Linked DNA regions of Homo sapiens: regions 2 and 3 are each linked to region 1. A link is an interaction called in ENCODE POLR2A ChIA-PET data of the cell type or tissue named here. Cell type or tissue: K562. All regions are shown on one strand. Region 1 overlaps NAMPT (nicotinamide phosphoribosyltransferase). Region 2 has its middle 150 kb from the start of CTB-30L5.1. Region 3 has its middle 15 kb from the start of PRKAR2B.

Region 1 (2,500 bases):
AGAGAAGCATCTAGAGAAAACTAGGCTTTCTTTTCCCAAAAGGATTCTGTTCAACTGAAATATATGTGTCATATCTCATACTTTTTTAAAAAAACTGTCATACTTGGAACAAGGATATTTAGCCTTGGGAATCTAATTTTTTGTTACAGTTGGTTGGCCAGCACTCCTTAATGGAAACAGCTGTCCATCATTTGACTTAGGGCTAGACCGTTTTTGTTCTAGGCATTAAAATAATACCAGTTACTGTTATCTAGTATGTAATAATTTTTAGAAGTTTATCCTTTCATGAAGTAAATTAATCACACAACTGAAGAGTTATGTTAAAAGAACTACATTTTTCTGTTTGTGCTTATGTTTGTTTTTTTTTTGAGACGGAGTGTTGCTCTGTTGCCCAGGCTGGAGTGCAGTGGCACGATCTCAGCTCACGGCAACCTCCACCTCCCAGGTTCAAGCGATTCTCTTGCCTCAGTCTCCTGAGTAGCTGGGACTACAGGCGCGTGCCACCACGCCCGGCTAGTTTTTTGTATTTTTAGTAGAGACGGGGTTTCACCATGTTAGCCAGGATGGTCTCCATCTCCCGACCTCGTGATCCACCCGTCTTGGCCTCCCAAAGTGCTGGGATTACAGGCATGAGCCACCGTGCCCGGCCAGTTCTTTACCACATATGTATTGATGTTCAGATGGTGTTCTTTTAACAGCAGGAGGGCCATGCCAGTTTAGGAAGCATTTTCACTGGGAAGGTTTGCTGGGATCTTATTAGGTATTTTGTTTGGTTTACATCTACGGAATAATTTTGTATTTATTGTAGAACCATTTTCTTTAGTAATAGAAGTCAAGTCAGTGCTAAAAAAGTTAACATGATTTAAGAGCTTTCTGTGTTAACTTTAGAATACTATGAAACTTTTTGTTAGCGTTACTTAACATTTAAAATTGAGCACTTCATTTCCCTACCATTTGATAGCCTTCCCCATCTCTATAAATGGCACTCTTATTAATGCAGTTGCTCAACCAAAAATGTGGGAGGTATTAATTCTTCTCCCTCATTATCATCTTCCACATCCAATTTATCGGCGTAGTTCCCCTTTACCTCCAAAAACACTGGGCAAATTCTCCCATCTAACCTAATAGCCCCTAACTCCTGCACTCTTTGGTCACCCTATAATCCATTCTTATCCACCACTAGGCTAATCCTTTTAAAAGGTGAATCATGTCATATTCACCCCAGCTTAAAACATAATGGCTTCCCATTGCACTTGGTATAAAATCCAGGCTCCTTGGGGTAGTCTGTAAGCCTTACATGATCTCATTTCTGCCTACCTCTGACCTTATCGTGTTCTTACTGTCCCCACCCCGCCCCCATACTTTTAAGTACCTACCACATTGGCCTGCCTTCTGTTCTGTCCCTTATGCCAAAGCATTTCCTGTCTCCTTGTCATTTAGGTCTTGCTCACATGTCACCTTCTCAAAGAAGTCTTCCTGGCCCCCTCTAGCCCATCATTCTCTTACATTTTCATAGCATCTATCTTGATCTGAAATTAATATATTTTTTTTCTTCCTTCTTCAGCCCTTATTAGTCCTTTGAAAATAGAGACCATGTCATTCTATTTACTTTCTCATCCTCAGTGTCTGAAGTAGGTACAGAGTATGTATTTGTGAATGAAGTATTTATAAAATAACAGTTGATTTGAATTTATGCTATATCATCCAATTTTCTGGTGAAGGTTCAAAATGGCCTGTTTAGTAGAAAGTAAAATGAAGAGGACAGTAAGCTAGCAAAACTAGAATCATTATAAATCCTTTTGACTACATTGTTAGAAATACTTTCTTAAAAAGCTCTGCTTTAAAAACATTTTCCCATTAAACAACATGTACATATACCCCTATAAGTAGACCTAAACATGCTCTGTATTCTTCTGTAAACTTGTTGGGTGTTAGTAGATAGTTAATAAATGGTGTTTCTTGGCTAATTACCTGCGAGTTTGCCTAGATAACTTAGATGCGTTAGCTATATTCTAAAACGATACTCTTAAGGTTCTCCAAAGATTTTTAGAGTTCATACTTCGTTTCTAATTAAGCAGTTCAGACATTTTTGTATTTTAAATGGTATTTGTTTTCAGAGAAGGCATTCTAAGTAAAGGTAGGTTTTTAAAGTACTATAATTAGAGAACATAGCTGAAGCTTTAAAATTATAAATATTTAATTATTGTCCAGAACTGGAGCTGTATTTGTACAAAGAACATTTTCAGTATACTTTTAGACCAAGATACAGAGTTAAATAGCTTAGAGACATTTCCATTTTGCTTTTGACTCTTCGTCTTCTCAGAAAAAGAAAATAACTTGCCTTCTAGTAATTTTAAATCTGATAAAGAATGCATCATTAAGTACCTGAACAGTAAGGGTCAAACTGTGGAGAAATAAAACTATGAATCAGACTTACAAACTTGTGCTATAAGATCCACACCATTTTTCAAGTTTTACTTCATCGTGTGTGCTTTTCTTC
Region 2 (2,500 bases), 170 kb before region 1:
AGGCCAGTCACCCACAAGGCTGTAAGGGAATGCATGGGAAACAATGGCTTTGGGTGTGGAAAGTCTTTGGTTGGACAAATACAAATGGTTACTTACCATTGTGATTTTAATAGAAGTAAACATCAAAAACTAAAAATGAACAAACTATTAACCTCTTTAGTGGGTTAATGATCTCACTGTGAATAATCCAGGCACTCAGTTTTTCATTTTTGTTGTTCATTTTAACAAAACATATCTGGAGCATGGAGTAAAACTATTTGATACCTAACTCTGCCACTTTCAACTTGTGTGACTTTGGCCAAGAGATGCAACATCTCTGAACCTTGGTGTCATCATCTGAAAAATGGAGGTAATGCTTGCCTTGCTTACCACAGTGGGGAAGTTGCAAGGCCCAACATGAGAAACACGTTTTTAAAAGTACTCTATTAAGTATTCAGTGTCATACCAATAGATGGTGGTTTTATTTTTATTATGTATTTTTAAGAGCATAATTTATTGGCTTGCTAGTACCACCACCAGGAGGAAATGGAAAATAAAATAAAATAAAGGAGATGGAATTAAAATATCTACTTGATAGTCCACCTTGATGAGAGAAGATTGAAATTATGGTCTCCAGTGAGATGCTAGGATTGTCAGTGGCTTTCATTGCTCTTCCAAATGTATTCTAAGTAAAGCAAAAACAGAAGATGAATTACTAAACTGTGGAAGCACAAAGACTTTGTGTTAAGTTATGTAAGATCAGCCACAGAGAGAGAAATGACATGTAAAACCAGGCCACTGTACTGTATCCTCAAGCTAACTTCACCTTCTCTAAATAAGTGTCACCACCTCTAGAAATTCATTTTTATTCTATGGAAAATGTAAGTAGGGTATCCATTTGTTCATTCGGTGTTGGGTAGTTACATGTTACCATGCCCGTCATTTTATGAGTAGGTTTGTAGATGTCAAATTGGTGATACAACTCATTTCCTCTAGATAAAGAGCTTGCCCCACCCTTTCTCCTGAGCAGTGCCTACAGTTAAGACAGAGATGAAAGATGGTTTGGATCAAGGTACTTTGGGATGGAGCCTTCATACTCAGCCCCTCCAGAAGGGAATCCACAGGCAAAGAGCTCCAAGGACCTTGAGAGTCGGCCAAGTGGGGAGATGAGTCCCTGGCTCCCCAGGCATAACACAGAAGTGGCATGGGCGGTTCCTTCCACTTCAGTCTTTGGCAAAATTCTGCCGATTCATCCTCACACAGCAGAATTCTTACCTGGTTCTGGGAACAGCCAGATTACTGAGGGAGAAGAAGCTGGGTAGAAGGCTGAGCAGAGCTCCTAGCCTCTGGGTGGCCAGTGGTCAGGGCTAGGACCTGAATACAGGCGTTGTTCACCCTGTATTCCTCCCCCACCTTATAACATGACAGGAGCATGGAGCCACTTGGCTGCAAAATAGTGTTAGATTAAGTTTAGCCTAAAGCTGCCTTCTTACATATTTTACGTTTGGCCTAAAGGTTTCTCTGTACACAGTGAACTGAACCCAACTGGATGTGCAAACAGACTGTAACCTGCTCTTGTGCCAGTCACTAAGTTTCTGCCAATCACAGGCAGCCAACTGTTCAAACAGGTTCAAATAAGGCAAATGCTGAGCTGTAACCAATCTGGCTGTTTTTTCTGTATTTCAGTTTCCTTTTTCTGTCCATAGATCTTCTTCCACCATGTGGCACCCCCAGAACCTCTCTGAACTATTCTCATCTGGGGATTGCCCAATTTGTGAATTGTTCTTTGCTCAATTAAATGATGTTAAATTTAATTTGCCTAAGGTTTTTATTTTAACAATAGTGGTAGGGGACTCGGGGGGGAGGTAATCCACTGGTCTTGTAACATTTTTCAGTGTTAGTTCATCCCCACTGAGAAATATGTTTTGTCCAATAGGTTCTTCAGAGAGAAAGGGGTCCCCAGGAGTTAAATATGAATGTAGTTTGCAGCTTCTTAGCAGGTTCCAGGAAAAAAATAACACCCAGCTATTCAAGGGAAAACTTGGATCTTGCCCCTCACCAAGGTGGCCAATTCCCTGGGGATTTCTGACATCAGAAGCTGCTTCCTGGGGGGACTCCAGCCTGGAGAGGGAGGTGCCTCTTACTATGGATGCAACATGACATCTATGCTAATGCTGTGTCATTTGTTTCTTGGTTTTATTTTTCTCCAGTAATAAAGCATGAATCTGAGCTATATAAAGAGAAGGGGGAGCTGCAGATTCCCAGCAGCTATGAGTTACTCAGCATCAACCTTACCCCTCCTGCAAGGCTTCTCATCCACATCACAGTTGATCCACCTTGAGCTCTCCTATCCGGTGTTTCCTCTTTCCTGGACTATGATCCATAAGGACTGGGTCCATCTTGAGTAGTTGTGACCCTCAATGGCCAACATAGTGGAAACTCAACATACATTTATGGTATGGGCAAATGAGTGAGTGAATATATGCATGGATGAATTTCTACTACTTATAATGGTCTATTG
Region 3 (2,500 bases), 750 kb before region 1:
AATCACTTGAACCCAGGAGGCAGAGGTTGCAGTGAGCCAAGATTGCACCACTGCACTCCAGCCTGGGTGACAGAGAGAGACTCTGTCTCAGAAAAAAAAAAAAAAGAAAAATAAAAAAGTCACATAAACTCTTTAAAATATAAACAAGCACTGAGGGAAGATTTGAGCAATTCCCCAGAATTTCTCAGGGGCTATGTTAAAGTAAGATCATGCAATAGTTATAATACCAAATATACCTACTGCTTGCATATGCTTGCATATATGATAATGTTATAATGACATTTCTAGCTATTGCTAGTTTTTTAATTATTCTTCTTTGGAATTTCTTTAAACGAGGCCCTTCTCAAGTTTTCCAAGAAACGAGGAAGGATGGAAGAAATATAGAAAGCTTCCAACAGTATTGTTTTTACTGCAATGTTACTTTCCAGTAGTAATTCACTCTTAGCAGCCCAGCCTGACAATGCTTATCTATGTATTTAAATAGAACCTGCCACTTAAGGAACTAAGAGCTCTATAAAGCATGCCTTTTTTGGCACGAAATAATCCAGGGAGGATGGAAAGCTATTGGGAAGAGAGTTGAAACCTGAGTTTATCATCAACAATAATAATAATATGTCCAGGATGCAGTCCTGGGCCAATTTATGTATTTAGATTAGATGTTCTATTTTTGGAGCACATCCCAATGAATCAAAAACATTAACGCTGAGACCTGCAGTAAGCAAATGAATAAGAATAAGCCTTGGAAGATATTTGAAATGCAACCATTCTCCAGGATTTAAAACTGTAGAAAGTTACCTGTTTGACATAGATTAAGGAACATATCCTTTAATAGCTGCAGTGACTCTCTGAGAGAGAGCTCATCCATGAACTCAACATTATTTATAGCACTTACTCTGTGCAAGGCACCATGCTAGAAGTTATGGTTACACCAAAGGACAATTAGGATAGAGGCAAACTGTTCCTGTCCTTATATCCTGGTTGGAGAAACTGACATTAAACAAAAATAGAAAACAAATTACATAATTATGAGAAATATAAGATGGTCTGAGAGACTATAAACTGGGATACTTAATTCAGAGGTGAGTGGACATGCGTCCTTTTTACCGATTTGCTGGTATTGGGCAGAAACGCATCATTGTTTGCTATTAAATAGAGCCTGAGAATGTTATCAGCAGGGCTGCAATAGAGAGAGCAGCTGATACCATTATGCAGATCCTTGGTTTAGAGCCAAAGCCCCCGAGACAGCAGTTGGCAAGATGTGGCCATTTTCCATAGGGTTGCCTCCCCTAAAACACATCTATCTCCCCACAGTGTGCAGGGCCCTGTCTGATCCTCCCAGCGGGCTTTATTGCATAATTGCAGGAGCCTCTGATTCTAGCAGAAGTGGGACAGACAGGTCAGCATTAGTCATGAAAAATATACTTGACAATCTTCTTTTTTGTTGTTGTTGTTTTACTTTTAAGCTGCCAATGCTGTGTTCATAAAACTTCATAAATACGTTTAAAACAAATTTTTCTGGGTGATAAAAGAAAAAACTTGAAACATTTACAATGTATTTATCAAAAGCCAATCTCTTCTCTTTTCATTATTTATTGATAGGCTTCTTCTACTCATTTTTATAGTTTGCACTTATTGTTAATATAACAGGAATCTAAATATAAATATCTTCAACCTACTCTTTATGTATTTTTTGTTGTGAGCTTTTATTTTTACCCCTTAGAGAGAGTTTCTTCCTAAAATCTGGTTGCACTATTTTGTGTCAAATAATTCCTTAAAAATCCAATTATTTCTGTGTTCTTGTGTTACATTCTCTGTCACTCCTGTCTCCTACCCTCTTTTCTTTTTCTTTGAGACGGAGTCTACCTCTGTCACCCAGGTTGGAGTGCAGTGGTGCGATCTCGGCTCACTGCAAGCTCCGCCTCCTGGGTTCATGCCATTCTCCTGCCTCAGCCTCCAGAGTAGCTAGGACTACAGGCGTCCGCCACCACGCCTGGCTACTTTTTTGTATTTTTAGTAGAGATGGGGTTTCACCATGTTAGCCAGGATGGTCTCGATCTCCTGACCTCATGATCCTCCCACCTCGGCTTCCGAAAGTGCTGGGATTACAGGCGTGAGCCACTGCGCCCTGCCGCATCTACCCTCTTTCCACTTTCTACTTCTTTTTTTTTTTTTTTTTTTTTTTTTTTTTTTTTTTGTCAGAGACAGAGTCTTGCTGTGTTGCTCAGGCTGGTCTCAAACTCCTGAGCTCCAGCGATCCTCCCTCATTGGCCTCCTGAGTAGCTGGGGTTATAGGCGTGTACCACCACACCCAGCTTACTTCTTGCTATCTCTTTGAGTAACAGTTCCTGAACAGAACTCTATTAATCCTCTGTTCTCTATTCATAACTTCCAGAAATCTTTGTTATTTGGCTTTCCTTAAAAAAAAAAAAAAATCACTTCTGAGTCTGTAGTCTTTCTACAAACTTAGACCTAAATACCTAAAGTTTCATTATTTTCATTC

The links. ChIA-PET counts read pairs that join two places held together with the same protein. Peaks named below come from ENCODE experiments on the same cell type or tissue, not always from the same donor. Only the 100,000 strongest peaks of a DNase experiment are listed, where the experiment ranks them.
Region 2: POLR2A ChIA-PET joins it to region 1 with 5 read pairs; 4 of 35 experiments call an interaction of 5 or more read pairs at or near these places.
Region 3: POLR2A ChIA-PET joins it to region 1 with 5 read pairs; 1 of 35 experiments calls an interaction of 5 or more read pairs at or near these places.

The regions. Positions count from the first base shown.
Region 1 is chr7:106,278,809-106,281,308 of GRCh38, reverse strand. All of the region lies in intron 1 of NAMPT (nicotinamide phosphoribosyltransferase), which reads left to right. Among named protein-coding and RNA genes, the nearest start is that of NAMPT, 4.9 kb to the left of the region's middle. In K562, no CTCF peak of the experiment used is centred here; a DNase peak (open chromatin) is centred at 1,348.
Region 2 is chr7:106,448,133-106,450,632 of GRCh38, reverse strand. No RefSeq gene overlaps it. Among named protein-coding and RNA genes, the nearest start is that of CTB-30L5.1, 150 kb to the left of the region's middle. RefSeq lists an enhancer at 534-1,733. In K562, CTCF peaks have their summits at 1,222 and 1,473; a DNase peak (open chromatin) is centred at 1,212.
Region 3 is chr7:107,028,044-107,030,543 of GRCh38, reverse strand. No RefSeq gene overlaps it. Among named protein-coding and RNA genes, the nearest start is that of PRKAR2B, 15 kb to the left of the region's middle. In K562, no CTCF peak of the experiment used is centred here; a DNase peak (open chromatin) is centred at 1,323.